Regions from separate parts of the Homo sapiens genome. Here all the other regions are linked to region 1. A link is a loop called in an ENCODE intact Hi-C map of the cell type or tissue named here. Cell type or tissue: GM12878. All regions are shown on one strand. Links, peaks and the distances in the headings refer to the core of each region. The heading gives the core; the rest is flanking DNA.

Region 1 (6,211 bases), core at 811-5,810:
CTTCGATTCAGTTCAGTTAACTCTGGAAAAGAATTTGAACCTCAGTGTATGTCAGGACTTCTTATGTTTTGATGGACTTAGAGTGAGCTGGGCCTCTTGTTAAAATGCAGATTCTAATCCAGGAGATCTAGGGTGGGGGCTGAGGTTCTGGGTTTCCAGCCAGCTCCGAGGTGACGCTGATGCTGTAGGTCTGAGGACCACTCCTGAGCAGTGGACTAGCAGTCAGTAGCACACAGCTGGCCTATCGGTCTCCTTCTCTCCTCTGCTCATGTCACCCATCATGAATCAACCGTGGCTTTGTATGTTTCCTGCTGAGCTCCCAGCTTGCCTTCTCAACACAGATTCTGTTATCCTGTTTGAAGTGAAACTTACTTTTGTCTCCTGATTTGAGACTGTTTTGGAAGACATCAGCCTAAATTCTGATGTGGTTCAGCAACGATGACAGAAATCTGGTGTTACCCTGGGCATCATCAGGAAGAATATGAGAAACAGCTCCCCATCCTCAAAATCATTCTTTCTTCCCTGATAAAACATAATCCCTTCTGAAATACTGTGAAGTTGTTACTCATCTATTTTAAAGAATGGACACTGGTATAACTGATATCTCAGAAGCTGATTTAACACTGTGCATTATAAGCCATCGACACAGGGATGTCTTGTCTAGTGTCTGTTCTTGGGGTATCTTGAGGGGTTCTGATTTATGTGCAAGGCTATTCACTCACACATTATTTACAGCACCATAACACTAGACCCAGCCTAACTGTCCTGCAACAGGGGATGGGTAAAAGGGATGATGGCGCTGGAGGTTAGCCAGTGATACTATGCAGCCATTAGCAAGCATGCTTCTGAAGAAAATGCAATAATTTGGGAAAGTACTCACAACATAAAATAGAGTAAAAAAAAAGTAGGACACACATTGCATATATAGTCAGTCTTATTTGGCAGAAGGAAATCTATACTTATCTATACTTAGGAAGAAGGACTAGAAGGAAAACTGGAAAACGTACGGTGGCTCTGTCTGCGTCTGAGATCATGGCTATCAATTGGGACTTTTGACAATGTCTGGAGACGTTTGGATTGTCACGCCTGGGGAGGGGGGGTGCTACTGGCAACTAGTAGGTGACACCAGGGATGACGCTGAGTATCTCGCAAGGCATGGGACACCACAGCAAAGAAGTGCTCAACTTGAAAACATGAATCGTGCTGAAGTTGAGAACCTTTGGTCTAAGATCATGGGTCATTTTATTTTCTTTACACTTGTTGTTATTTTTCAAATTTCCTAAAATGAACACATTTTACTTTTATAGAAGGCAGATACAATTTTTTACTTAAAAAAAAAAAAAAAAGCTACAAAGTAGGTACCAGTATGGGGAATTCAGGAGAGGCGAGCTCTGGAGATGCAGGCCCGGGTAGATAGTGGCTGCCTAAAGACAGGCGGATTGAGTCAGACTCTTTTTGGATGGTAACCTTGGGAGCTGAGGTGTCATCAGGGTAACAAAAATAAATCATGTAGTATATGGAGAGGGCGAACGTGCGTTGTTCACCAGTCCCAGGATCAGGAGGTAGAATGTTATTCTTTTAGGCTTTGAAAGGGTAACATTTGTATATAAAAGCTACTACTTTTTTAAGTTAAAAATAATTAGGAAACAGGGTGTCCCTGTGTTGCCCTTGCTGGAATGCACTGGCTGTTCATGGAGGTGATCGTAGATCACTGTGACCTCAGCTTGGAACTGCTGGGCTCAAACAATCCTCCCGCCTCAGCCTCTGGAGTAGCTGGGACTGCAGGCGCCGGCCACCACGCCCAGCTAGCTACTACTTTTTGTCCTGGTTTGTGAGCCTGCAGGCTGGTTATCCAAAAAGGTGCCAAGAGTTAAACATACAAATAGGTTAAGAAGGTTTGGTGTTTACAGAGAGCTCTACCAACAAAGGGTCCCCAGGTATAGACCCCACTCCAGCATGCAGACGAGTAGATTCACCATCCCTGCTGTCAGTTATCACTCATGATAACTACACTTAAACATCAATAAATGAATAAATGAGCAAAGGAACACTTGAGATGCGGCATGTGGGGTGGATAAAGTGGCATGTTCAGGGTTACAGTGACGAAACCTAGACTGGAAAGCCCCAGATCTCAAAACCCGGTTGTGATCTCTTTCCGCCCCCTGCTTAGCTGCCCCTCCTTGAGCAAGCTGATCAGGAAGATTAGAATTTTGGGGGGAGGGGGCGGTCGTGGTGGCTCAAGCCTGTAATCCCAGCACTTTGGGAGGCCGAGGCAGGCAGATCAGGAGGTCAGGAGATCGAGACCATCCTGGCTAACACTGTGAGACCCTGTCTCTACTAAAAATACAAAAAATTAGCCGGGCGTGGTGGCGGGCACCTGTAGTCCCAGCTACTCGGGAGGCTGAGGCAGGAGAATGGCATGAACCAGGGAGGCGGAGCTTGCAGTGAGCCGAGATTGCACCACTGCACTCCAGCCTGGGCGACAGAGCGAGACTCCATCTCCAAAAAAAAAAAAAAAAAAGAATTTTGGGGGGTGGGTGTCGGGGGATGGGGAAAGGGACTTTCCACGGACACCAGTAACGTGTCCCCACCATACTATGTCATGGGGAGGACTGATAGTGGGTGCCCCACAGTTCCTGAGGGTGCCTGCCCCGCTCCTTCACTCAGCCCTTGGAGACCTGGATGGGTGGGCACAGGAGGTGGTGATCTGGTGCCACCCAGTGGAGGGTTTCAATTCTGCAGCCCTGGGGCAGTCGGCCCAGGTACTGGGTAAATGCAGCCCACCTGATTCGGGGGCAGAGGCGAGGGATCAAAGGCGAATCATCTTTTTTTATTTTTTATTTTACTTTAAGTTCTGGGATACATGTGGAGAACGTGCAGGTTTGTTACATAGGTACACATGTGCCATGGTGGTTTGTTGCACCTATCAACCTGTCATCTAGATTTTAAGCCCTGCGTGCAGTAGGTATTTGTCCTAATGCTCTCCCTCCTCTTATCCCCCACGCCCCGATAGGTCCTGGTGTGTGATGTTCCCCCACCGGTGTCCATATGGTCCCATTGTTCATCTCCCACTTATGAGTGAGAACATGCGGTGTTTAGTTTTCTGTTCCTGTGTTTGCTGAGAATGATGGCCTCCAGCTTCATCCATGTCCCTACAAAGGACATGAACTCATTCTTTTTTATGGCTGCATACTATTCCATTATGTATATATGCCACATTTTCTTTAGTCTATCATTGATGGGCATTTGGGTTGGTTCCAAGTCTTTGCTGTTGTAAATAGTGTAGCAATAAACACGTGTGCATGTGTCTTTATAGTAGAATGACTTATATTCCTTTGGGTATACTCAGTAATAGGATTGCTGGGTCAAATGGTATTTCCGGTTCTAGATCAAAGGCTAATAGTCTTGCTGCCTTTGCAGAATCGCGTCCTAGTGGGTCCCTTCCCTTCCTGCCCACCAGTGCCTGGGCCTTTTTGTGATCCACCTTTCAATTGTTCTGGCTTCTCACGAACTTCCCAGGAAGACCCTCTAGACACAGGAGAGAGGAAAGAGAATGGGACGAAGGGCTTGGAAACTTGAGGGACCCATTGGAGCATGGAGTTCAAAGTGGAGAAAGAGGTGAGATGTTTAATCTCCACCACCTCCTACCTACCTCAATAATTCAATAACACATGTTCTTATTGAGCAATTTCGGTCTTTGTCAGGCACTGAGACACAGGTGATATCTATAGCCCTGCGTTGATGGAGTTTTATGGCTGGTGTGGGAGAAACAGTAGATAAATAATGGTGCAATTTCAGCAGTGACAAAGGCTGGAGGAAGTGGATGCTGTGAGAACCTAGCCTGGTGCTGGAAATGTCAGGAATTAAGGTACCTTAAGAAAAGATACCTATTCTAAGACTGGAATGATGAGCAAGGGTTTCACTTGGCAAAGAGGTGGGGAAAGAATAGCTTTCCAGGGGAGGGAATAGCATCGTGGATGCCTGGAGGCAGCAAGGGGGAACCGTGTTTACGCATAGAGACCCAGTGTGGCTGTGGCTTACTAAATCAGCAGGAATAGGGAGGGTGGGAAATGAGGCTGGGGTAGTCTGCGCAGGCCTGCCACGAGGAGCTCAGGGGTTATCCTAACTGCACTGGGAAGCCATTGAGGGGTTTTGTACAGGATCCCACCTGCTGAAGGGATGGGACCCAGATTATTTGCAGGGGGGGAGGAAATGGGCTGAGAAGACATTTGGAGTCGGGGGCCTGCTGAATCACTTGTGAATGACCCACTCCAGTTTACCAAGCACTTCCTGTGTGGTATCACCCCCTGCCAGGCCTCAGGGTGATGCAGAGATGCCCAGGTGGGGTGTCCTGACCCCTGGGCAGGCCTTTACAAAATAAATGGAAGGGAAGAGTTCTCTGGAATCACAGGCAAAGGAAATTTAAAACAAATACTCTTATTATAGGCATTTGCAAACCTTTGCAAAAGTAGAGGGAATATATAATAAGGTACCACAAATCTGTTAAGCCCAACGATTACCTGCCTTTGTCCAATCTTGTTTTATTTGTGCTCCCATCCCCTCCCCCAATCCCCTTGCCCTCCACCCCCTAGATTATTTTAAACCACATTTCTGACTTACTGTTTTAAATGCAAATATTTCAGAATGTATCTTCCAGGAAGAAGACATAATGATAATACCATTATCATATTTAAGAAAACATTAATTCAATAATGCCGCCTAATATATACACTCCAGATTCCTCAATTGTCTCAAAAAATGCCTTTTTTTAAGAAAGAAAAAAGAGAGAGATGGGGTCTTGTTCTGTACCTCAGGCTACAGTACAGTGACACCATTATAGCTCGTGAATTCTAGAACTCCTGGGCTCAAGCGATCCTTCCACCTCAACCTCTCAAAGCCTAGGGTTACAGGTGTGCGCCACCATACCTGGCCCCCAAATCCCTTTTATGGCTGCTTTTCTCCCCAGTCCAGGATCCCTTCAGGTTCACACACAGATACACTGGTTGCTGTGTCTCTGTTGTTTCTCTCTCTCTCTCTCTTCCCCCACCAAAAAACTGCTTTATTGAGCTGTAATTCACATACCCATACAATTCACCCATTTAAAGTGTATACAATTCAGTGTTTTTTACTATATTTACAAAGTTTTACAACCATCATCAAATCTATTTTAGAACATTTTCATCAACCCAAGCAGAATCACCTGAAGACTTAGGCAGCCCCTAATCTTTCTGTCTCTATGGGTTTGCCTCTTCTGGACATTTCATATAAATGGTATCATACTATCTGTGGTCTTTTGTGTCTGGCCTCTTTCACCTGGAATTCCAAGGTTCATTCACATCGCGGCATGGATGAACACTCCATTCCTTTTTATGACAGAAGAATATTCTGTCGTATGGATAGAACGTTTCATCCAAGTTGTTGCCTGTCTCGTTGCCTCTACACTCAATCCCTTACACCTTTTTTTCTTTTTTTTTTTTTTCATCACCTTGACGATTTATTTTTGAGGAGTCCAGGTCAGGTGTCTTATAGAATAACCTGCGTTCTTGGTCTGACTGTTCTCTTATGCGTAGGTTCAGGTTCTGGAGTTTGGGCAAGAATAGCTGGACAGGGCATGTGGGGTTCTTTTTACTGCATTTGGGGGCACAACCACCCAGGTTGGCACCCTACTCATGAGGCTCAGTTTGCACTCTCGGTTAAGGTGCTGACTGCCAGATTTCTCCTTTGCAGGGGTACATTTTCCCTTTCTAATTTGTCAGTCATCTGTGAGGTGCCAGTGTAAGACCCTGTGAGTATCCTGTGCCCTGGCAGTCTTTCCATCCCCTGCTTTCAGCATCCTTGAGGATCATGGCCTGAGTCCCCTTTGAGGCTGGGGTTTGCAAATGGTGGTCATCCAATTTCTTGTACATTTTTTATTGGCATTCTTCTGAAATAAATGTTCTCTCCCTTCCCCTTTGGAGTTAGTTAGTTAGTTGCAGTCATTCATTCATATTTGTGCTCAAATTGTCGCAGATTTGGCCTGTGGTAGCCCTTTAAGTTGTTTATGTTCTTTTGTTATCTCTCCATTATTCTCTGAATACTTTCTTACCTCTTGGTACAATAGGATATTCCAAATACCTGCCTTTGAAATTAGTACCAAGGAGCTTCCGGTAATATTTGGAAACCAATTTCTAGCCAGTAGATGTTGTCACTGTGATGAGATGTCATTCCTTCT
Region 2 (6,211 bases), core at 864-5,863, 330 kb before region 1:
GGAATAAGGACACTTATGGGTGGATTAGGAGCCAAGTCTAAATGTGAGCCTCATCCTGACCACTTAATAGCTGTAGCTGTGTGGCCTTGGGTTGATCACATATATTCTCTGAACCTGAGTTTCCTCATTGGTCAAACTGACCTGTGTGGACAGAAGCACAGGCTTTAGGTTCTGGCAAACCTAGATGGAATCCCAGTGCTGTCACATACCAACTGTGTGGTCATGGGCAAGTTATTCTCATTGCTTAGTCTCAATTTCCTTATTCTGTAAGGTGTAGATAACAATAAAAATCATAGCTTTGCCAGGAGGGATGAGGCGGTTGGGGTGACAGCAAGAGGCACAGGGTTTCTTTTGGGAAAACGGATGTTCTAAAATTGATTGTGGTGGTGGCAGCATAACTGTGAATATATTAAAAGCCATTCAATTTTAGACTTTAAACAGATAAATTGTATGGTGTATGATTACATCTTAATAAAACTGTTTTAAAAATTCATAGCTTCTATTACCTGATAGTGAGTACTGGCTTACTATGTACCAGGCACTGAGATAAGTACACTATTCTTTAACATCTTAGATTATTCCTTCTCTCTGGCCTTCTAGATTCTCCTTTTCATCTCATCACCAGCCCACCCCAAATGCCTTTGACACAGTGGGGTTGGAAATTGAGGAGGATTGGCAGCAGCGGTGGCAGCAGAAAATGATTCTGAGGTCACCTTCCTCTAACTTCACCACTACCATTATTATGACTGTCATCATCACCATCATCATCATCATCATCACCGTCATCATTATCACCATCATCACCTTCATCACTATTAAAATCACCACCATCACTATCACCACTATCACCATCATCATCATCACCATCACCATCTTCTCAAGATCACCATCATCACCATCATCATCATCACCGCCACCTTCTCAAGATCACCATCATCACCATCATCATCACCACCACCACCTTCTCAAGATCACCATCACCATCATCATCATCACCACCACCATCACCATCATCATCACCACCACCTTCTCAAGATCACCACCATCACCATCATCACCACCACCACCACCTTCTCAAGATCACCATCACCATCATCACCACCACCATCACCATCATCACCACCACCACCACCTTCTCAAGATCACCATCACCATCATCATCATCACCACCACTATCACCATCATCACCATCACCATCATCATTGCTGAAAGTGTCCACTGAAATGATCTTTTCAATTGCCTCAATCTTCACAGTCAAAAAAATCCAAAGTCAGGAGGGAGAATAATATTATTTCGAACACACAGAACAACATTGTATGATGCTAAGTTGTCACAGGCCCATTTTTCTCTTTTCCATTCCATCCTCCCAACAAGCCTATTAGAAGACCAAGCAAGTGTAATACCCTCATTTTCTGGAGATGATGCAGACAAGTTATGACTTGCCCAGTGTTTGAGGAGGAGATAAGATTGCAGCTCTTCAGTCTCACTTTGGTGGCTTTTCCCTCTGCAAGGACAGGTGGTCAGGATCCTGAGTCCTAACCTGTCAGGGTCTCAATTCTGCTACCACTCACTAGCTTTGAGACCCTGGGCAAGTTACTTCATGACTTTAAGGCTCTGTTTCCCCAGATGTGAAATAGAGTGTAACAGTTTACTTTACAGGGTTGTTTTGAGAAGCAAATAAGAATACGCAAGAAGCACAGGTGGTATAGAGTGGGTCACACCGTACGCACTCTGATAACCTGTTATCGTGATGCGGAGGGTTGAGACCTGGCCCCAGGAGGTAGGTGGAGTACAAGACAGGGATTCAGTTGGACAACAGTCTGGGGTTTTGGCTGTGTCTCTAAGGGGTTTTCTCTGGTTTGAGAAGTTAACATATGGAGTTGGGGGTCATTTTTTAAATCCTGTGGATTCACTTCTCCCTGACACGCCAACAAAACCAAATCTGAATTCCATCTCCTCAAGAACTCCCAGTTCAGTGGGGGCTCTCTAGGATTAAGATACCCCCAAGAAGCTATGCACTTACCTGGCTCCCATATCCCAGCTCCTGACCCCCAGATCTCTGAGTCAGAAGAGAAAGAACCTTCCTATATCCTTCACAGTACATAACAGAGTCTTACACTTCATCAGAACTCTGATTATTGAAGGAATGAATTAATGAATGAATAAGAGAGACACCAGGTACACCCTGATGGTAAGTAACTAAAGATACATATCTTTTTTCTTTTCTGGGGACTAGAAGAAAGAGAAGAGAGTGAAGCTGAGGTTTGTGTGCTGAGTTTTCTTTCCCAGCTTGTATATGTCAAATTTCATCTGGCAGCCGGAAACCAGTCTTAAGCCCTCAGGCTGAGCTGGGTACCTCTGGACCCTCCTACTCTCTTGCAAAATGGAAAAGGAGGTAGAGGGGACCTTGCCTTGGGTCTTCCACACCATAAGATAGGGAGTGCACAGAACAAGAACAAAAGCAAGAAAGCTTGGGTTCCTATCCTGGCACATCAATACTTTCCAGAGGGCCTCGGGCAAGTCAAGAAATGTCCCTGAGCCTCAACATGGGGCTAAAAGTCCTGGCATTACCTACCTACAGGATGCAGTTGTTAAAAGGTTCCTATGCGATGCACAAAAATGTTTCCTCAACTATGCAGCATTGCCCAAATTGAAGATGGCATTGTTGCTTCTGTTTTACTAACAATAATGAAAATAATAATGCTGTTGTTGTTGTTGTTGTTATTCAGGAGTAAAACCGAGCCTCCAAACCTGAACTTTCAGCTCTAGGGAGTTGGAGAGCAGTACCTACCCTGGCCTAACGCCCCCTTCAAAACAGAGCTTTGCTGCCACCTCCTGGCTGTGGAAAGGCATGCTTTTCATTACACAAATGACCTAGAGATGATGAAACTCATAAAATCTTGGATTCGCTCTTCAGAGTCAGAGGTGTCACTGGGAATCATGTTCATCTGGAACAGCCCACTGATTTTGCAAATGACAAAAATCCAGACTAGTGACATGATCTGGTAACCCCTCAAGATATAGCATCAGAATCAGATATCCCAGGTCTTTTGGCTCCCAGACCAGGGCTTCCTCAACTGAGTATCCACAGAAAAGGACCTTGCAGAATCTTGAGATAGGGGGCTAAGACTCACTGGACAGACAAAGAGTGGTCCCTAGTGATGGCCTTGGCAGTAAAGAGTACGACATGGCCAAGGGTCTCTCCCCAAACCTCATGCTCCTCATGCCAGGCTGGAAGAGAAGTGTTGGTCCCAGGGGAGAAGCAGTATATCTACACAAATAGCCTCCTGCCCTTCGCAGGAACAGGTGACCAGACCCTAAATGTTTCTGGGATGAAGGTGGCCCATAGCAATTCCAAAAGCAAGGTTCCCTGGCCCTTTTTCTAGCCCAACACAAAGGACAGGATGTGCACTCCATGGCAGGATACTCAAGGTGCCATTTGACCCGTGAGACCCTTTCCACCTTTCTCCAACGTGCTCAATGCCCCAAGAGGTTGACATCAATGGGATCCCTTGCCCTGGCCTTTGGGTGGGCCTAGCCAATGGGGAGCTGGGCTAGAAGAGCAGAGGGAAGGAGGAGATTGAGAGCAGTATTTATTCCGCATGTCTCTCCCTGTAGTCCAAAATCCCATTCCATGTCAGGTATCCCAGTCCCCCAACCCTTCTGTCTCCAGGTTCTGGTAACCGAGTCCCTCTTACCCCCAGCTTGTACCTCCTTGCAGGCCTAGGGAAGATAATGGAGCCCTGTTAATAGACCTGGAATTCTACTGTATCTCTGTGGTTTTTCTATACCTGCCCACACCTTTGTAGAGAGTCTGTTCCTCAAACACTCCTCATATTATGCTAATTTGGATGTTGACATGGTTTGGATTTGTGTCCCCGCCCAAATCTCATGTCAAATTGTAATCCCCAATGTTGGAGGAGGGACCTGATGGGAGGTGATTGGATTATGGGGGTGGATTTTCCCCCCTTGCTGTTCTTGTGATAGTGAGTTCTCATGAGATCTGGTTGTTTAAAAATGGGTAGCACCTCCCACTTCTCTCTTTTCCTCCTGCTTCAGCCATGTAAGACATTGCCTGCTTCCCCTTGCCTTCTGCCATGATTGTAAGTTTCCTGAGGCTTCCCCAGAACCTGTACAGCCTGCAGAAACATGAACCAACTAAACCTCTTTATAAATTACCTTGTCTCAGGTAGCTCTTTGTAACAGTGGGGGAACAGACTAATACAGATGTGCTATCTGTTTTCTGCAGGTTCAAATTGCCTGATACAGGACTCCTGCCCTACACATCTATTTTACTGCTTTATGGCCCCTTCTACAGAGCAGGACCAGCTGACCATGCAAAGTAAGAGTGCTATCTCACAGCTATTTGTGAATATCTTCAGGTCATAAATTCCATTCAGTAGACAGTAATGTATTCAGTTTCACTGCACACTTCAACTTGGTACTGACCTTTACCAAAATCAAGCTTTCAAGATTACTTTCAGGTCTGTTTTTTAATTCAAGCCAGAGCTTACACTCCTAACTCTTGAAGAAGCAATCATTTCTACCAGGGCACTAGATGAGATCAGTGGTGGCCTAGAACTAGCTCATTCCAGCTCGGAAGAGCCAATTATAAAATTTTCAGGAATTTTGTGAGCCAGTTGTTAAACAGAGATGCTATCAAAATTAAATTATGTAACTTACAATTAAATAAATTATATTAATAAGAAAGGTACTAAATAGTCAAAACTTACAACTTCTTAATTATTTACTACAATGTATCTATAATCTCTTGCAGTTACCTACAACTATTAAATCTGTGTGGTGAAAATACTATCTAATCATGTGCTCTTTGTACCTCTTTCCATCTCTGCATTCAGTGTTGTTATGTTGTTAGCTTGGGATTAGCCATGGCTGGAATATTTGCACCACAGAAATTGGCAAACACTACAGAACAGGTTTTTTTCCTTTCTTTGTTAAACATTTACCAGCACATTACTGAGTGGACCCAGTGAAATCCTAGTAAAAACACAACTGCAGCTCTGTATATAAAAAACTTGGAGGCCGGGCGCAGTGGCTCACACCTGTAATCCCAGCACTTTGGGAGGCCGAGGCAGGTGGATCACCTGAGGTCAGGAGTTCGAGACCAGCCTGGCCAACATGGTGAAACCACATCTCTACTAAAAATACAAAAGTTAGCCGGGTGTGGAGGCACACGCCTGTAGTCCCAGCTACTCAGGAGCCTAAGGCAGGAGAATCACTTGAACCTGGGAGGCGGAGATTGCAGTGAGTAGAGATTGCGCCATTGCACTCCAGCCTGGATGACAGAGTAAGACTCTGTTTCTAAATAAATAAATAAATAAAATTTTAAAAGATATTGGAATATGTAGGGCCACCCACTCTTCCTAACCACCACAAGTCCAACTAGGTAAGCTTATACAAGGTAGCAAATTGAGAAATCTTCTCAGGACTAGGGATTTACATACTGCACAGTGCAGGGAAGGGAGGGAAGGCAGAAAGACAAGCACAAACTCTGCTGACCAAGTCTCAACTTCACTGCTATACTCTATGATAAGAATTCCTTCAGCTGTAACAGAAAGTCAGCTACAAGTCTTTCCGGGGGAAAAAAAAGGAAAATGTATTGGTTCACCTAAATGAAAATTCCAAGGGTAGTCAATTTTCAGGCTGACTGGATCCATGGATTCATGGTGAGATCTGGGTTTTAAAATGATTTCTTAATTCTTTCTCTCTTTCCTTCTCTCAGTTCTGCTTTCCTCTAAATTAACTTTATTCCCAAGAAGGTGACCCCTTTAGGATGACAAAATGGCCAGGCCTCTAACCTATATCTTAAAATCTTAGGAGCCTAAAGATAGTTCCAGCAAAACCCTAGGGCTGATTCTCATTGGCTCTAATTGCCTAGCATGGTCATGTGCACCTGGTCAGAAGTTGGTAGGAGGATGTGGTACTTTCATGAATCATATCTGATTCATGAGCCCACCTCTGAAGCTTTGGGTGGAACCAGCCCCACCCAGACTGCATGAACTGAGAGTCAACAGGGGTGTTTCTTATCCCTCCCACTACTAGGTCAAGTTCCTATTCCCAGAAGAAACAGTGTGGAAAGAGACAAGGAATTCCATGATGAGGGCTCACTAGACTGCACTGAGTCTATTTCTCACTTTTAAATTTCAGCTGGTCATGCCTTCCCATTGGATTACTGTGTAGACAAAACCAC
Region 3 (6,211 bases), core at 362-5,361, 650 kb before region 1:
GCGCCACTGCACTCCAGCCTGGGCGACAGAGCGAGACTCCGCCTCAAAAAAAAAAAAAAAAAAAAAAAAAGTGACCTGGGCCGGGCGCGGTGGCTCACGCCTGTAATCCCAGCACTTTGGGAGGCCGAGGAGGGCAGATCACGAGGTCAGGAGATCGAGACCATCCTGGCTAACACAGTGAAACCCCGTCTCTACTAAAAATACAAAAAGCTGGGCGCGGTGGCGCGTGCCTGTAGTCCCAGCTACCGGGAGGCTGAGGCAGGAGAATGGCGTGAACCCTGGAGGCGGAGCTTGCAGTGAGCCGAGATCACGCCACTGCACTCCAGCCTGGGCGACAGAGCGAGACTCCGTCTCAAAAAAAAAAAAAAAAAAACAAAGGGGGGGGGCGGCCTGGAGCTGCCAACAGGAGACTGTTTTGTCGCTCGGAAGCTGATTTCTCACACCCGTCCCTGGAAATGGAAACTTGGGCACAAGTTCTGAAGAATATGCAAGCCACAGAGACAGACGGTCTGTGCTGACCCTCCTGTTTCATAGATGAGGACAAGGAGGGGCGACTGCTTCCAGGTCACCCCATCTGCCTGTGGCGGTGCTAAGACTGTGCATGGGAATTTTCTGCCTGCAGGAAAAATCAGTCTCAGCAACACTGACTCTTCCCTGCTCCTGCCTCATCTGTTCATTCAGCCTCCCTGCTGCCCCACCTCAGCTCCGCCCGTGCAGCTGCCCATGCAGAGGCTCCCGTGCTCCTGTGCTCTGGAAAACCCTCTCTTCCGGACAGCTTCTGGCCCTCTCTGTTGCTCTGTCTGGCATCACCCTTCATGCCTTGGCACTAGAGCCTCCCAAAGTGCTGGGATTATAGGCGTGAGCCACTAGGTGGCACTGCTGCTCTGCCAGGCATCAGGGTCTCTAGCCTGGCCTCACCCTGAGTGCTAAAGTTCTTGAGGTGCCAAAGCTGACTGGTGGCTCCTGCAAGGTGTGGGTGAAAAATAGAAGACTCCCTTACAGAAGTCCAGAGCCGTGCTGTGCCACAGAGGAGTAAAGGCAAGAGAAGCCATTTAGGCTCATAAAGGCAGGAACACCCATCCCATCTTCATTTAAAATTTTGTTAATCATGGGTGTTTTTTGCACTAACCTTGATTTTAAAAAGTATTGCAATACAATATGATTAATTTTGATTATTGAGCTTTTTCTGGTTTTTTTTTTTTTGGTTTTTTTTTTTTTTTTTTTTGAGTTGGAGTCTCACTTTGTCGCCCAGGCTGGAGTGCAGTGGCACGATCTCGGCTCACTGCAAGCTCCGCCTCCTGGGTTCAAGCAATTTTCCTGCCTCAGCCTCCCTAGTAGCTGGGATTACAGGTGCGCGGCACCATGCCCAGCTAATTTTTGTATTTTTACTAGAGACTGGGTTTCACCATGTTGGCCAGGCTGGTCTTGAACTCCTGACCTCAGCTGATCCACCCGCCTCGGCCTCACAAAGTGCTGGGATTACAGGCATGGGCCACCGCACCTGGCCTTGATTAATGAGGGTTTTTTGCAGTCCCCTTAGATTTTGTGCCAAAGAGGGTGCCTCACTTGCCTCCCTCTAGTCCGGGCTTGGGCCGCAGCAATGTGGTTTGTGGCCCAGCATCTTGAAGAGTTATGGCAATAGCTATTTTCTGCCTTTACGGAAGGCCCTTTTTCTCTGTGAGATCCCAGTGCTGGGCTGGGGCAGATATGAGGGCAGCCACCATGCCTAGGGACAGAGGTGTTGGGCTGGGTCAGTTCACTGTCACTGGCTGGAACCAACTCCCCGCAAGCCCCTTATTCTCCCTGTGAAGCCCCTTCTGCCAGCCCATACCCGCAGGTCCCCAGAGAGTCCTGAATTCCGGAACTGCCACTGCCTGGCCGCATGCTAAAGCTACCAGAAAGAGAGAGGTCTCTGGCCCCCGGCCAGCGTGTCACCCTGCCTTCTGGAACATTCCCCTGCCCTCTACATGGCTGGAGTAAATTCACTTCCTGGGGGAGTTAAAGGCCTGTAACTCCTTCATGGGCACTGTTTAAGCTCCTGTTTCTTCTCTCTCTCCTATTTTTAGAGGGACCTATTTTGTTGTCTCTATCTTAATGAGCTGGTATGTTTTGTAGCTTCTGGTGACATCTCTTTTAATGCTCCTACTTTCTCTCCATGGGTCCAGTCTCCCCCTGCAGAGTACAGTGAAAGAAAATAAAATGAAACAATCTGCTCACCGAACCCACAGAAATGGCAGGGTCTAAGCACTCAGTCACTCCAAACCTTGGCTTAGAGCCACCTGAGGAGCTTTCAAAATTCCCAATTCCCAGGTCCCACCCGAGACCAATTAAATCAGAATATCCGGAGGTGCAGCCCCAGGCATCAGTAGATTGCAATACCCTAAATCTCCAGATGAAAACAATACCCAGCCAAGGGTGGGAACCAGGGCACCAAAAACAGACCTGGGTTTTACAGAGCCAAGGCTGCCACCTAGAGGCAGGAGTGGGTACTGCAGCCCACTGGTAGGATCACAGACTGGGAGACCGGAATATCAAAGGCTTTGCTGGAGTGTAGGGCGCAATCATGACCCGCAGCAGCCTCAACCTCCCAGGCTCAAGCGATCCTCCTGCCTCAGCCTCTGGGACTACAGGCGCACGCCACCATGTTTTTGTTTGTATGTTTGTTTGTTTGTTTGTTCTGCTTTGTTGTTTTTTTTTTGAGACGGAGTCTCTGTCGCCCAGGCTGGAGTGCAGTGGTGCCATCTTGGCTCACTGCAAGCTCCGCCTCCCGGGTTCACGCCATTCTTCTGCCTCAGCCTCCCAAGTAGCTGGGACTACAGGCGCCCGCCACCATGCCCGGCTAATTTTTTTTATTATTATTTTTAGTAGAGATGGGGTTTCACTGTGTTAGCCAGGATGGTCTCGATCTCCTGACCTCGTGATCCGCCCGCCTTGGCCTCCCAAAGTGCTGGGATTACAGGCGTGAGCCACCGCGCTCGGCCGCACACCACCATGCTTTTTAAAATTTTTTTGTGGAGACAGAGTCTCACTACGTTGCCCAGGCTGGTCTTGAACTCCTGGGCCCAAACGTTCCTCCAGCCTCAAGCCTCCCAAAGTGCTGGGATTACAGGCGTGAGCCACAGCACCCTGCCATAGCTTTAATATTTTAAACCCCAATCTTCTCCCCACCACTGACTCTCCTGTATAAACATCCCAGTAACTTCCAGCTTAAGTTCTTTCAAAGTTATCCCACTTTTTCCAGCAGAAGGCAGCCCCTCCTGGCTAGCAAGATGCTTTGTCACACAGCTGAACTCCCGTTTTGAGAACTCCACCTCCTGACCCTGGGTCTGGGCGCTGGAGACACACACGGAATAAATCTGCTCTCTTGGATCTTCCAGGGTCATTAGACAGCCACCATACTCCTATGAACCCCTGTTCTCTCAAGGTGAAGGAGCTCCAGTTCCTGTATCCTGCCTCCTCCTTCCTAGGCTGGCAAGATCCCTTCATCAGGGATGACACCCAGAATTTAGTCTACAATTTAAAAAAGAATTATAGAGATAATATATGCTCATTATAAAAATACATTTGTAAAACATAAAATAGAAAGTGCCCCTCCCTGTCCATTCTCCTCAATTCCACTGTCTGAAGGATGGACTGGGGTAAGGTGAGGAGGTGCCATTGTTAACAGGTTGGTGGCACCCAAAACTGAATGTCATACCTATCTATCTATCTATCTATCTATCTATCTATCTATCATCTATCTATCTGCCTACCTATCCATCTATCTGAGACAGGGTCTCACTCTCACCCAGGCTGGAGTGCAGTGGTGCAGTGGCGCCATCTCAGCTCACTGCAGCCTAGACCTCCCTGGCTCAAGTGTTCCTCCTGCTTCAGCCTCCCCAGTAGCTGGGACCACAGGCACTCGCCACCACGTCTGGATAATTAAAAAAAAATTTTTGTATAGACAGGGTATCACTATGTTGCCCAGGCTGGTCTCAAACTCCTGGGCTCCAGAAATCCTGCCCCGTCACCTTCCCAAAGTGCTGGAATTACAGGTGTGAGCCATCGCACCCAGCTGAATGTCATAGTCTTGCAGCAAGAATAACAGCGCCTCTCTGAGCCTCAGTTTCCTCCTCGGTAACGTGAATAATTATAGTACCTGCCTTAAAAGATTTCTGCTACGAAGCAAATTCAAGGCCCTGCATGATGCCTGTCACATGTTATAACTATAACTGAATTGTCTCAGACAATGGGTGGAACCAGATGGAGTCTTGAAGTACATTGACTTTTCCTGCTTATTACACTCACATCACAGCAGAACTGGGTTCATGTGAGTTAGTAAAATTAGTCCTAAAGCCCCAGTGCTGAGGAGAGCTGAGGAGAGTGGTGAGGAAAAGGAGCTCCCACACCAGTCCTTTTAAACCCAGGTGCAGTTGATGGAAATGACCACCAGAAGGCAGGGTTGGGTCACTTATGAGGGGAATCACTTTATGGTCTGTCAAATGCAGGCCCACCAGGGTAGCTGCGGTGGAGGCTGCCTCAATTCTAACCACCTTGGGCTGAGCCTGGGGGTGTCCTGTCTGCTAATCTGCCCAGGTCTGAGCTCAGCAGAATCCCTTAGTGTCAGGTTATCCAAAAGTGGATGTGCCCAGACTCTTCTCTGATTCCCGTCTGCAACTGAGGGTCACTGCAACATATTCAGACTCCAGTTCTGACGTCCCACCACAGGTCCTGCACCTGCATCGTGCCCCTTCCACTCACTCACCTGCACCTGTGGCAGAGCAATCGTAAATTACAGCATTTCCCGCCAAGCCTGGCCTGAGAATCTCTCTCAGCCTCTCATGACGGACCGTGGCTACCGACCGCTCAGTGACATCAGCGGCACCGTCATTCAGCAGATATTTCTGGTACCTCTATGTGCCAAGCACTGTTCTACTTGCCATCCCTTCCCCAGCCCAAGTCAGGCCCAACCAAGGATCAGTTTCTCTGACACGGACTGAAATTTCTTGGTCTCTCCAAATTCAGAATGAACCTGGGCTACTCTCTGCAAGGGTGCCCCCACACTTACGGGCTTACCCTGACAACAGGCATAAGATGAGAAGCCCCCCAACCTGAAATTCCCATACTATACTGTAGTTGGACCCTGCCATGCTCCCTTAGCCAAATTCAGAACAGTAACCACTCCCTCCCTGCCAAGTTGACTCATCTAACCTCAAATAACCCTCATAAGAGTCTGACCCAGAGCTGTGACAATACCCTAAATCAGACTCTTCTTCCTTCACCCTATTCCTACCAAGAAGTAAAGAAATACTCACAGAGGCTCCTCTTTCCACGACGGGTTAGATGTCAAACATCCTCTCCCTTCGAACATCCAAATGCTCTTGGAGTTGACAGACACATGCTGTGCCTGCGGGTTTGCATTTAAGAATGTTTTGAGAACGTTTGCTCCTGAAGGAAAAGAAGGGAAAATATTCTTGTAGGATTATGCAATTTTAGAGAAAGGGAAGCTGAGCAGGTCCTTGACATGAGCGCTACAGACTATTTTAAGAAAGGGGAGAGGAAGGATACAAGGAATCAAAAGGTTTAACACTGCTTAGATCAGAGAGATCACAAAATATTTGTGGGGGATTTATCACAAAGATGGAATTTAGCTGACTGAATGATATAAGATGCTGAAGATAGCAATGCAAGAAGAAAAGATTTCAGCCTGTTTCATCACTCCAGGAGAAAGGCAGAAACACACCAGAGAGGCTCGCAGTGGAGTGACCTTATGAGGCTGGGTCAAGCGAAGGCGTGAGGGCTGAGACCTGATCTCATTTATGTACCTATGACCAACTTTGCAGACATGGGGGGACTGGAAAGGAAATAATGGTTAACATGAGAGTTCAGGATCAGAAGACAAAGTGTTCAGCAGTCACCTGGTGGCCCAGCCACAGAGCCCAAAGGGAGCCACAGGCACATTAATGGGCCATGGAATCTATAAGAGGCAAACAGGGGCCCTATCTAAATATTTCTCAAGGTTGCCATGGGCTTGGCACAATGCCAATCATAATAATCCTAAATCGTAAAGAAAAAGTAACATGCTACTAACTGCACTCTGTTTAAGAGGATAGGAAACACAAAAGACCCCGCATTGTATGAGTCCATGTGAAATGCTCAGAATAGGCAAATCCACAGAGAAAGAAATAGATGAGTGGTTTCCAGAAGGTGAGAGAAGGGGAGAATGGGGAGT
Region 4 (6,211 bases), core at 394-5,393, 380 kb before region 1:
GTGCTGGGATTACAGATGTGAGCTACCGCGCCTGGCCTCACGGAGCTTTTATAGCCTGCCTGGTATAGTCTCCCTTTTTATGAACTCAAAGTCAACTGATTGGTAACTTCATAATGGGAGTGACATCCCATCATATACCCAGGTTCCACCTGCACCCCTTTGGAGATGACATTCTCCAAAAGGGTCCCCAGGCAGTGACGCTTTCACCTGCTCCTTTTAGTGTTTTTGAAAGAGTTCTTTCTCTTTTAACCTACAACGACCCTTCCCTAGGACAGAGATATGCAACCCTGAAATGGGATATGGATTCAAGGGATGGCCATCATGGCCTCGGAATCTCTCCTCCCCATATATCCCAGCTCCTGGCATAGGCTCATTCTCCACTAAAGGGGGTGCCACTCCAAGAATGCTTGACTCTCCAATATCATCCTGCTGGTGTTGGCCTATTGGGTCTATCCTACGTGCTCACCAAACACGTCCAAACATGTTTCAATCCTACCAATGGACACTCTACAGGCTCAGGCTGCAAACCCTACTGCATAATCAATATGTGTACCCCAGAGAAGGATTTCTTTTTGTTGAAACCTTTGTGGTGGAAGACAGGCAACATGATTATAAAACCAAACCAGCAATGACCCTAGGTTTTGAAGGGACCAAGACCTAACTCCAGTCCCAGTCTTATCACACCCTCCCTGTATGACAGGCTACTTACCAACTAGACCCTCAATTCTTCATCCAGAAATCTGGAAAAACCTGCACAGCTAAAGGGGCTTCATGGGGATTTAATAACATACAGATGATGCCTACCCAATGTCTAGCACATAGAAAGAGCTCTGCAAAAGCTTGCCCCTTTCTCATTTGGGAAATGATGATGCCATCTTTGATGATCTTCCCTTCCAGATCTAATATTCCATAATGCATATTGTCTTGAGTCTGAACAATGCTGGAACTCCTGGATTACAATGCCAAACTCTTAAGCCATTAAACATTATTTCCCAGTCATTCTCCATGACATTCCCAGCTCTCAGTATCATACAATGGTTCCCAATCGCCTCATCCAGAAAACTGCTCCCCCAAATCTATGTACAGTGAGAAAAGATCATAATCAGTTCTCTTTTTTTTTTTTTTTGAGATGGAGTCTCACTCTGTCTCCCAGGCTGGAGTGCAATGGTACAATCTTGGCTCACTCCAACCTCCGCCTCCCAGGTTCAAGTGATTCTCCTGCCTCAGCATCCTGAGTAGCTGGGACTACAGGTGCCAGCCACCATGCCTGGCTAATTTTTTGTATTTTTAGTAGAGATGGAGCGTCGCCATGTTGGCCAGGATGGTCTCAAACTCCTGACCTCGTAATCTGCCTGCCCTGGCCTCTCAAAGTGCTGGGATTACAGGCGTGAGCCACCGCGCCCGACTGTAATCAGTTCTTATTTGATGGAAGGAAACAGACAATTCACATCTTTTTCCCATAGTCTTCACCCACCCACACAAACACGTGAAACAAATGGTTTCTAATTTACCACATCCCCACCTGTCATCCACTTATTTGGGCAAATGCTGTCTCATATGCTATACAAAAAAGAGGTAAGGTCTTTGCCAAGAAAAGGCTGCATATGGATCCCTGATTCCTGCTATGACAGTTGTCCTTTTTTTCTTTCCAGAATGCCATTGACATCCTGGGCTTCAGCTCAGAGGAGAAAGTCGGGATCTACAAACTGACGGGAGCCGTGATGCATTATGGGAACATGAAGTTCAAGCAGAAGCAGCGTGAGGAGCAGGCGGAGCCAGACGGCACCGAAGGTAACTGCATCTGGGAAAGGGATGCGATTGGGTCCATCTATGTTCATGTGCGGGCGAGGCCGTGTGAGATAAACTGCATTCATTTCAAGAGCTGTTCTTCCAAAACTGCATAAATCAAATCTGGGTTTCCTGAAGCTCATTGTAGCATGCACTAGGAAGTCTGCTCACTCAGTCAAGGACTCCCAGAGTAGTGAATTCTTGAAAAACAAAAAGCATCATTCTTGTAAATGAATAATCACCACGCACTCCACTATCTTTCACCATCTAAATGTGCCTGTTTTTTTTAAGGTGGACTTTTTTGAGACAATATTGTTAGGTGAACTTCTCTTCTCTCCACCAGAATGCAGTCTTAATTACTCAGGCCTAAAATGAGGCCTTTGGTAAAGTGGGAGCCAAGTTTTGTTCCTCCCATCGCCTCCACCCCAGCGTCTGTTGAACTTGACCCTGAACCAAGAATGGTGAACGGTTCTTCCTCCCCATAACTCTCACCTAGCTGATCCTACTGCCACCCTCTGCCCCATCCCTAAGAGGCCTGGAACTAGAGCACAGGGCAGCAGGAAGGGCTGAGCAGTGACTGACTCCCCACCATACGTCCTGCTCATTAGACTTCTTAGCTCTCACGATGCTTCTTACAAGTTCCTTGAATTAAAGCCTGGCAACATGGATCGTTCTTGATAATTCTGCCTTTTGATTACAGCCCCACAGTATGTGAAGCAGTGCGCTTTAAACTCTCAAGTAATAAAAAGGAAGTGCAGCCATAAATTAAAGGGTGGGAAAATCTACATAACCTTATCAGTGTCCCATAAATGCTTACCAACCTTCTATCCTAGGCCTGCCTGGGATAATTCTCCCTTTTTGTTAACTCAAAGTCAACTGATTGGTCACCGCATCATGGGAGTTGTACAGGTTCCACTGCACTCAAGTAAAGGAGGTTATACAAGGCATGTACACCAGGGGGCACACCTTGGGTGCCATCCTAGAATCCTGCCCATCACAGTGGAGGGGACTCCAAGTCTTCACACAGGAAACACTTCTGACTGGGGCAATCAGGGAAGGCTTCCTGATAGAAGGGGCACTGACTTGGACTTTGAGGGATGAATAGGATTCTGAAAAATTGGGGGAGAGATCAGTTCAAGCAGAAGAAATGTCATGAGCAGGCTGGGCACAGCAGCTCACGCCTGTAATCCCAGCACTTTGGGAGGCCGAGGTGGGTGGATCATCTGAGGTTATAGGTCAAGACCAGTCTGGCCAACATGGTAAAACCCCTTCTCTACTAAAAATACAAATTAGCTGGGCATAATGGTGCCTGCCTGTATTCCCAGCTACTCGGGAGACTGAGGCAGGAGAATCACTTGATCCCGGGAGGTGGAGGTTGCAGTGAGCCAAGATTGTACCACTGCACTTCAGCCTGGGTGAAAATCGTGAAACTCCATGAAATAAAGAGAAAGAAAGAAAGAGAAAGAGAGAGAGAGGGGGAGAAGGGAAGGGAAGGGAAAGGAAGGGAAGGGAAGGGAAGGGAGAAGGAAGGGAGAAGGAAGGGAAGGGAAGGGAAGGGAGAAGGAAGGAAGGGTCATGTGCAAAGGGGCAGAGGATGAACTGTGATGGGGATGGAGGCACAGTGAGTGGTCCACTTTGGCTACAGAACAGGATATAAGCAGTGGATTTGTAAGAAATGAGAATTTTAAAGTAACAATTTTTGCATCAGTTTGGGAAGATCTTGAGTGTCAGGATGAATGGTTTAGAATATATGGCAGGCCACGGAAGCCGCTGTCCAAGTAGCAGGGGAAGTACATGCAGACAACCTGAAATTAATCTGTCAGCAGCCAGGCTCACCAAAAGTGGGAAAACTTGAGAAGAAAAAAAAAAGAGTATCAGGCTCCTCAGCAACAGTGGACTGCATTGATACACGTATTGATATACCTCAGTAGGGTCCCAGGCCCTCTTCCAGCCCTAGCAGCTGTGTGTGTGCAGTGCTTAGGAGCAGAAAGTGGAGGACTATAATCAAGGCCAGTGCTCCAATGATATCAATGACGATACCAACCCAAGCTAATATTTGCTGGGTGCTCACTAGTCACCAGGCATGCTTCACGACAACCGTATAACATGAGTATTGTCACTGTCTCCCATTTTACAGACAAAACTGAGGCACAAAGAAGCAAAACCAAAACCTAAACCTAAACCTAAACCTAGAGCAGTCCGACTCTAGAGCCCAGGCTCTTGGCCACTATAACTGCTGGAAGCAGTGGAGAGGCCAGGCATTTTGAGAGTGAAATAAGCAGGACTTGGTGCCTGTCTGAACAAAGGAATGTCAGGGGCAAGAGAGAGAAGGATGTATCACCCCTTTCAAGTTTAAATGACAAGAAGAAGAATAATGGTACCATCTACCTGAATGGGCAAAGCAAGAAAAGGAGATAATTCGAGGAGAGAGTAAAGCACGCATCTGGCCTCTGATTAAGTACTTAACATAGACTGCCCTAGATTTTTATTAACTCATCTCCCCACCCAGCAATGAAGCAAGGGTCCCAACCAAGAAGTTATCCCTGGGGGCTGGGCAAGGTGGCTCACACCTGTAATCCCAGCACTTTGGGAGGTGGGCAGATCACAAGGTCAGGAGATCAAGACCATCCTGGCCAACATGGTGAAACCCCATCTCTACTAAAATAAAAAAAAATTAGCCGGGCCTGGTGGTGGGTGCCTGTAATCCCAGCTACTCGGGAGGTGAGGCAGGAGAATGGCGTGAACCCAGGAGGCGGAGCTTGCAGTGAGCTGAGATCGCGCCACTGCACTCCAGCCTGGGCAACATTGAGAAACTCTGTCTCCAAAAAAAAAAAAAAAAAAAAAAAGAAGTAGTCCCTGGGGAGCAGCATTTCTCTGCCTTTTTGATGAGCTCAATGCAGGCCCCCAGGTCCTTCTCAAAGTCAATGAACGTCTGCTGAAATATATGAAAATATATAACCCATGAACTGTAGGAAACAGCCAAAAGTCAAGTGCTTTTGACCATCTCCAAACATTTGAAGGGAGGGTCAAGTTTTGTACTTCTCTTTCAACTATGAGCATGGTACTTTGCTTAAATTAGGAAGGTGCCTCATGTATATTGTCAACTGTCCAAGTGGTGGCTCCTTTACTCATATAACATTTTAACGTATTGTCAGACTCCAACATAACTATGTAATTAATTAATTTTTTTTTTGAGTCGGAGTCTTGCTCTTGTCACCCAGGCTGGAGTTCAATGGCACGATCTTGGCTCACTGCAACCTCTGCCTCCTAGGTTCAAGTGATTCTCCTTCCTCAGCCTCCCAAGTAGCTGGGACTACAGGCGCTTGCCACAATGCTTGGCTAATTTTTGTATTTTTAGTAGAGACAGGGCCATATTGGCCAGGCTGATCTCGAACTCCTGACCTCAGGTGATCCACCCGCCTTAGCCTCCCAAAACGCTGGGATTACAGGCATGAACCACCGTGCCTGGCCTGTAATCAACATTCTTTTATGAAATCGAAATATCAGTAGGTCAAAATTGGCCACGGAGTATCTTATTGTTAAAACTGCATCTAGGAGGCAAATTGGAAGTTCCTGAGAACCATGGGCCCCTGGATATGGGATTAAAGCTTCAGTGAACAAGTCCAGACCTGGTACAGATATGACAACATGAAAACATTTAAGAAAATTACAGAAAACACTTCTGGGAGAAGCCAGGGGCTGACTGGACACTTTAGCAGCTACTGTTTTTGCATGATGCCATTTTTTTCTCTTCCTTCAGTGGCTGACAAAGCCGGATACCTGATGGGACTGAATTCTGCAGAAATGCTGAAGGGCCTGTGCTGTCCAAGGGTGAAGGTTGGCAATGAATATGTCACTAAAGGGCAAAATGTCCAGCAGGTAATGGAGATGCTCTGAATCCAGTTGATTGAGATCTTTTGCTATTTGAGCCATTATCTTAAAGCTCCTTCAGTTGCAGGTATCAGAAATGCACATGAAATCAGCTTTCACATTAAGAGGAAGTTCATTTTTAGGCTTCAGAGGCAACTGAAGGAATGCAAATCATTAAGTGCCCATTGGACGCCATGAGGACCTGGAATTAGAAAGTGAAGAGCCCTCTGGAGCCAGGCAGCCTCCCTCCAGCTCCTCTGGGATTCATGGGCTGTTGAGTCTCTCCTCTGTTGTGTCCTTGCTAGGCAGATAAGTTTCCTGGACCTCTCTTGCCCGTGGCCACCCCATAGCTCCCAAGTTTATATCTCTGTGTTTCCAGCCTCACCCTGAGACTGAGACCAGTGTCTTTTGATCCCTATTCCAAATTCTTAGGAGAGATACTCAATTAATCCAATCTGGATCAAGTGTTCACCTCTGGTCTAATTAAGTGTGGCCAGGGGCTGGAGTCATGTGCTATAACCATGTTGTTAGAAAAATATCTTTGTGAATAGGA
Region 5 (6,211 bases), core at 847-5,846, 360 kb before region 1:
GGAGTGGGCGAAGTGGGCCTGAGCATGGGACCAACCTTCCCAGATGGACAGAAGAAGAGGGTGAAGCCAACGCATCTGTGAATCTCTCTGATCTGGGCACAATTGCGTCCCATGGTTTCTTTCTGGACTCATCTTTGTTTCCTGTATGTGAGCTCTGTCAGAACTGATCTCTGTGGGTTGGTGGGGCCTGGAACACACGTTGTTTTTGTCGTTGTTGTTGTTGTTTTGTTTGTTTGTTTTGTTTTGAGACAGAGTCTTGCTCTGTCACCCAGGCTGGAGTGCAATGGTGCAATCTCTGCTCACTGCAACCTCCACCTCCCAGGCTCAAGTGATGCTCCTGCCTCAGCCTCCTGAGTATCTGGGATTACAGGTCCCCACCACCACGCCCGGATAATTTTTGTATTTTTAGTAGAGATAGGGTTTCACCATGTTGGCCAGGCTGGTCTCGAACTCCTGACCTCAAATGATCACCTGCCTCGGCCTCCCAAAGAGCTGGGATTACAGGCATGAGCCACCATGACCAGCTTGGAACAGACTCTGGACCAGGCTGCCTCACTGCCCAGGAGGAGCCACTGAGGAGACCAGAGCCACCGAGAAGCAAGTCCTGGAAACAGAATTGCTGCCCCTGCCGTGCTCTGAGAGTTGAGCCTCAGAGTTGAGCAGAAACAGGCCCCCTCAAGGGCCCGGCTGAACGCCTGCTGGGGAAAAAGATCAAGGCTCCTCTGTCTTTTAATGCAGGTGTTTTTCAAAGCTGGGCTCCTGGGACTTTTGGAGGAGATGAGAGATGAGAAGCTGGTGACGCTGATGACAAGCACGCAGGCGGTGTGCAGGGGGTACCTGATGCGGGTGGAGTTCAAGAAGATGATGGAGAGGAGGTGACACAGACCCTCACCTCCACCTTATCCTGCCCTCTCTGCTTAGCAGCTGATTGTCACTTCCTGCTTTTAGTCTTGGGATTTCCATGTGCTTGCTCTCTTTCCTTCATTTGTTTAACCCACATCTACTGAGCGGCAATCCTGGGCTGGGTGCTCTGCATGGCGCTGGGGAGACAGAAATGAACCCTCCCTCACAGGGTCACAAAGGAGTGGGAAGCAGACGCATGTATGGCTGGTTTTAATGCCTGTGACAAGCTCAATGTTCGAGTTATAGTCGGGGGATAGGGAACTGGCAAGAATAAGCCCCCAGCCTGATTAGGGGGTTGGAGTTGGCATGAAGGTGTCAGCAAGAAGAAAGCACTTTCTTTTTTCCTTTTTTTTTTTTTTTAGACAGAGTCTTGCTCTGTCATCCAGGCTGGAGTGCAGTGGCACAATCTCGGCTCACTGCAATCTCCAGCTTCCAGGTTCAAGCGATTCTCCCGCCTCAGCCTCCCTAGTAGCTGGGATTACAGGCATGCACCACCACGCCCGGCTATTTTGTTTTTTGTTTGTTTGTTTTGTTTTGTTTTAGAGATGGGGTTTCACCATGTTGGCCAGGCTGGTCTTGAACTCCTGACCTCAGGTGATCCGCCCGCCTTGGCCTCCCACATTGCTGGGATTACAGGCGTAAGCCACTGCGCCCAGCTGACGAAAGCACTTTCTGAAGCAAGCTCTACACAACCTGAGAGTGGGTGGTCTGGGAGGAAGCCCGACAAGCAGGTGGCTGTCATTGGAATAGAGAGCAAGAGGCAGGTAGTGGAGGTCCCTATGTGTCACATTCAGAAACCCAGGCTGCACCCTGTCATTGATGGAGAGCTGTAGAAGGTGTGTGCAGAGACAAGGGGTAGGATTGCATCACTCTGGCAGCTAGGAGAGTGAACACAAAGGCTATGACGGGGCAAGGCCACAGTGTGGTAGAAGTCCAAGTAAGGGATGACAAGGACCTGAAGTAGGACATAGTTGATGGGTGAGAGAGGAGGGCATGGATTAAAGGAATGTTTAAGTCTTTTTCCTTTGATAATTCAAGAGAAGGAATAGCAGCATTGATGACTAGTCACCTGCAGGGATTGGAGGGAGAGGGGAGTGTGGGAGGGAGCCTGTTCTCCCTGGTTCCCTGATCCCCTGTGTGGCTCTAACTGTCAGAGCCATAATGAACCGCCACCATGTATGCGTCAGGAATCACTCCCAGGCATCGAGCTTGGTGAAGCACATGGAAGCCAGCACGGAGATGAAAAGAATCTCAAGAAGGGAAAGAGAAGCCAGTGTTCAGGAATCCATAAGCTATGTAAATATAAAGCTGTGGAGGGTGAAGGGGAGGAGATCATGTGGGTGACACTGGGATGAAAACAGCAGCAGAAATTAGGAATACAGGCTGGTTGTGGTGGCTCACGCTTGTAACCCTAGCACTTTGGGAGGCCAAGGCGGGCAGATCACCTGAGGTCAGGAGTTCAAGACCAGCCTGACCAACATGGTGAAACCCAGTCTTTACTAAAAATACAAAAATTAGCCAGGCGTGGTGGCGCATACCTGTAATCCCAGCTACTTGGGAGGCTGAGCCAGAAGAATTGCTTGAACCTAGGAGGCGGAGGTTGCAGTGAGCCGAGATTGCACCATTGCACTCTAGCTTGGGCAACAGAGCAAGACTCCATCTCAAAAAAAAAAAAAAAAACGAATAGAAAAGAAAGAAATTGGGAAGACAGATCAACTCTACCAGGGCAAGAGACTGGGAAATGACCAAGGACAAGTCCTGGGTTTCTCCAGCAGGAAGAGGAACCCCATATGGCAAAATGCAGTGAAACAGGGAAAATGTGGATGGAATTTAAGGCAGAGAAAGTTTCAAAAGTTAAGAGCTGATTAATACATCAAACATGGGAGAAAGACCCAATAGAATAGGAATGAAAGCTATTCCTTGCATTGAGCATTAGGAGGTCACGGACGCCCTCAGGCAGGGCACTCTCAGTAGGGTGGTGGGAAGGGCAGCCAGGTGACCAGGAGCCCGCAGGTAGCTCCACGCCCTCTCCTACCTTCCAACCTGTGCACGTACCTCTGTTTCCTCTGCCCCTCATTTGCAGACCTACTCTGGATCCAGAGGATCTGCCAAGCTTGGCTGCACCTCCTTCCCACCTAACCGAGAAAGACGGAGGATGGGGTCCGTCGGGGACAGGTTGGGGGTGCAGAGACCAGACCTTGCTGGATTTATTAATTTGAGTCCTAATGGGTGTACAGGGACTCCATCTTCTGCATCCAGTACAACATCCGCTCTTTTATGAACGTCAAGCACTGGCCCTGGATGAACCTGTTCTTCAAAATCAAGCCCCTGCTGAAGAGTGCAGAGGCCGAGAAGGAGATGGCCACCATGAAGGAAGACTTTGAGAGGACCAAGGAAGAACTGGCCCGATCTGAGGCTCGCCGGAAGGAGCTGGAGGAGAAAATGGTCTCCCTCCTGCAGGAGAAGAATGACCTCCAATTGCAGGTCCAGTCTGTAAGTACCTTCTACTTGAGAACGCAAAACACAGACTCTGGAGGACAGAAAAGGGGGAGGAACATTGAGGGCGCCATCAGGTGTCTATTCGAGAGACAGTGGTGCCACCCAGTGGTCATGTGGAGTATTGCAGCACCACCTTGCTCGTAAAAGGATGCCTGGTCCCGGGCTTAGCAAAGCAGTGAATGCCGGAAATTATGTCTGCAAAGAGAATTTGTGCTCTCCCTGATTTCTCCCCGTCATCGCAGAGTTAGATATATTTTGCTGTGGGCATGAGGGATATATATGTGTCATATGTATATGCACCACAGCTTTTAAAAATCAATAAAAATAAAAATAATCAAAATTAAATAACCCAATTCAAAGTAGCAAGAGTAATTTTCTATATATTATTTACAATAATATGTAAAAAGTGCTTTAGGCCGGGCGTGGTAGCTCATGCCTGTAAGCCCAACACTTTGGGAGGCTGAGGTGGGAGGATCGCTTGAGCCCAGGAGTTCAAGACCAGCCTGGGTATCATGGCAAAACCCCATCTCTGTAAAAAAATTTTTAAAAACTAGCAGGCGGCCGGGCGCGGTGGCTCACGCCTGTAATCCCAGCACTTTGGGAGGCCGAGGCGGGAGGATCACGAGGTCAGGAGATCGAGACCATCCCGGCTAAAACGGTGAAACCCCGTCTCTACTAAAAATACAAAAAATTAGCCGGGCGTAGTGGCGGGCGCCTGTAGTCCCAGCTACTTGGGAGGCTGAGGCAGGAGAATGGCGTGAACCTGGGAGGCGGAGCTTGCAGTGAGCTGAGATCGCGCCACTGCACTCCAGCCTGGGCGACAGAGCGAGACTCCGTCTCAAAAAAAAAAAAAAAAAAAAAAAAAAAAAAAAAAAAAACTAGTAGGCATGGTGGTGCATGTCTCTAGTCCAAGATACTCAGAAGGCTGAGGTGGGAGAATCACCTGAGCCCAGGTAGTCGAGGTTGCAGTGAGCTGAGAACATGCCACTGCACTCCAGCCTGGGCAACACAGTGAGACCCCGATCTCAAAAAAAAAAAGTGCTTTAAAGATACATAGTTTTATCAAAGAAATGGGGCAGTATAGGCTGGACGCGGTGGCTCACACCTGTAATCCCAGCACTGTGGGAGACCGAGGCGGGCAGATCACAAGGTCAGGAGATTAAGGCCATCTTGGCTAACATGGTGAAACTCCGTCTCTACTAAAAATACAAAAAAAAAAAAATTAGCCAGGTGTGGTGGCACACGCTGGTAGTGCCAGCTACTCAGGAGGCTGAGGCAGGAGAATCACTTGAACCCAGGAGGTGGAGGTTGCAGTGAGCCGAGATCGTGCCACTGCACTCCAGCCTGGCAACAGAGCAAGACTCCGTCTCAAAAAAAAAGAAAAAAGAAAGAAAGAAAGAAAAAGAAAAGAAATGGGGCAGTATAATTGTCTCTTTCACAGAGTGAAGGCATTTATAATTTTCCCTTTTTAATAAATCCCCAAATACTTTTACCTTTTGTTTTTATACAGAGCATTTTCCGCTCCCCTTTTCACTTTCCCAATCACTATAGTGAGTTAATAGGAGCACTTTCCCAGGTACAGCGGACAAGAGAACAGCTCTTGGAACAAGATAACTGGGTTTCTATCCCAGATGCTCCACCTGATAGCTGTGTGACCTTGGATGAGCTACATATCCTCTTTGTGCTTCTGTTATCTCGTCTGTAAAATGGGCATAGTCAGAGTACTCACCTCATCCAGCTATTGAAAAATCAGAGTGGTTAATGCCTGTAAAATGCCTGGCACACAGCTCATGTTTATAGATGTTCAGCAAACATTAGCATGCAGGCTTGCCAGTCTCCTCCCATGCATTACCCTGCAGTGTGTGTCTTAAAATACTCTTATATGGGCCGGGCGTGGTGGCTCACGCCTGTAATCCCAGCACTTTGGGAGGCCGAGGCGGGCGGATCATGAGATCAAGAGATCGAAACCATCCTGGCCAACATGGTGAAACCCCCTCTCTTCTAAAAATACAAAAATTAGCTGGGCATGGTGGTGGGCACCTGTAGTCCCAGCTACTCAGGAGGCTGAGGCAGGAGAATCACTTGAACCCAGGAGGCAGAGGTTGCAGTGAGCCGAGATCGCGCCACTGCACTCCAGCCTGGCAACAGAGTGAGACTCCGTCTCAATAAATAAACAAATATATAAATAAATATTCTTATATGGGAAGATATAGCCCGATTTAGAACAGAAGTAGCTGATCTTGGTCTGTCCAAGAGACTCACTGCAGCATCTTCTGGGACATATGTATTCAATCACGAATTCTTGGGTGTTTTTAATTTTCTGTTCTGTGGTTCGAGGAGACACAGCTAAGGAGACATAGGTAGAACTTTTCTGTTGAAAGGACCAGGCCTGGTGGCTCATGCCTATAATCCCAACACTTTTAGAAGCCAAGGCAGGAGGATCACTTGAGCTCAGAAGCTCGAGACCAGCCTGGGCAACATAGTGATACCTTATCTCTAGAAAATAAATAAATCCATATATTTAAAAATAAATTTAATGAAAGTTAAAAGATAGTAATGTTTTGAAACTATTTTGTCAGCTTGAGATAACATAGAGTAGATGAGTCATTTTCCAACTGGTGGTAGCAGGAAGAGTGAGATAACCAGCTGTTCAAATGTGGCAAATTTCTAGAGGCTTCATTCTTTAAAATGAACTTGTAATTTCACAAACTCCTCTGTTTGAAATTATTATAAGTGAGGCCAGGCATGGTGGCTCACACTTGTAGTCCCAGCACTTTGGGAGGCTGAGGCAGGAGGATCACTTGAGGCT

The links. A loop is a pair of places that touch in the nucleus more often than their neighbours do. Peaks named below come from ENCODE experiments on the same cell type or tissue, not always from the same donor. Only the 100,000 strongest peaks of a DNase experiment are listed, where the experiment ranks them.
Region 2: a loop joins it to region 1, with 5 times the contacts of the local background. A loop is called at or near these places in 3 of 110 quality-filtered maps.
Region 3: a loop joins it to region 1, with 7 times the contacts of the local background. A loop is called at or near these places in 18 of 110 quality-filtered maps.
Region 4: a loop joins it to region 1, with 5 times the contacts of the local background. A loop is called at or near these places in 3 of 110 quality-filtered maps.
Region 5: a loop joins it to region 1, with 2.9 times the contacts of the local background. A loop is called at or near these places in 3 of 110 quality-filtered maps.

The regions. Positions count from the first base shown.
Region 1 is chr17:9,962,308-9,968,518 of GRCh38, reverse strand. The region is part of intron 4 of GAS7 (growth arrest specific 7); the gene reads left to right. Among named protein-coding and RNA genes, the nearest start is that of RCVRN, 60 kb to the right of the region's middle. In GM12878, for the core only: a CTCF peak has its summit at 2,716 (motif pointing left); no DNase peak of the experiment used is centred there; H3K27ac peaks cover 464 bases.
Region 2 is chr17:10,292,546-10,298,756 of GRCh38, reverse strand. All of the region lies in intron 1 of LOC107985004 (a long non-coding RNA gene), which reads right to left. Among named protein-coding and RNA genes, the nearest start is that of MYH13, 77 kb to the left of the region's middle. RefSeq lists enhancers at 4,811-5,105, 5,440-6,211. In GM12878, for the core only: a CTCF peak has its summit at 2,827 (motif pointing left); DNase peaks (open chromatin) are centred at 2,816 and 4,356.
Region 3 is chr17:10,612,961-10,619,171 of GRCh38, reverse strand. It overlaps MYHAS (myosin heavy chain gene cluster antisense RNA), which reads right to left. Exons shown (of 11, transcript NR_125367.1): 10 at 5,295-5,427. Among named protein-coding and RNA genes, the nearest start is that of MYH3, 41 kb to the left of the region's middle. RefSeq lists enhancers at 190-690, 691-1,191, 1,194-1,694. In GM12878, for the core only: CTCF peaks have their summits at 887 (motif pointing right), 2,476 (motif pointing left) and 4,410 (motif pointing right); no DNase peak of the experiment used is centred there.
Region 4 is chr17:10,346,136-10,352,346 of GRCh38, reverse strand. MYH13 (myosin heavy chain 13) reads left to right here. Exons shown (of 41, transcript NM_003802.3): 12 at 1,653-1,791; 13 at 5,549-5,667. Among named protein-coding and RNA genes, the nearest start is that of MYH13, 24 kb to the left of the region's middle. In GM12878, for the core only: a CTCF peak has its summit at 2,733 (motif pointing right); no DNase peak of the experiment used is centred there.
Region 5 is chr17:10,325,051-10,331,261 of GRCh38, reverse strand. MYH13 (myosin heavy chain 13) reads left to right here. Exons shown (of 41, transcript NM_003802.3): 21 at 739-875; 22 at 3,141-3,396. All of the region lies in intron 4 of LOC107985004 (a long non-coding RNA gene), which reads right to left. Among named protein-coding and RNA genes, the nearest start is that of MYH13, 45 kb to the left of the region's middle. RefSeq lists a silencer at 2,352-2,570. In GM12878, for the core only: a CTCF peak has its summit at 3,511 (motif pointing left); a DNase peak (open chromatin) is centred at 3,471.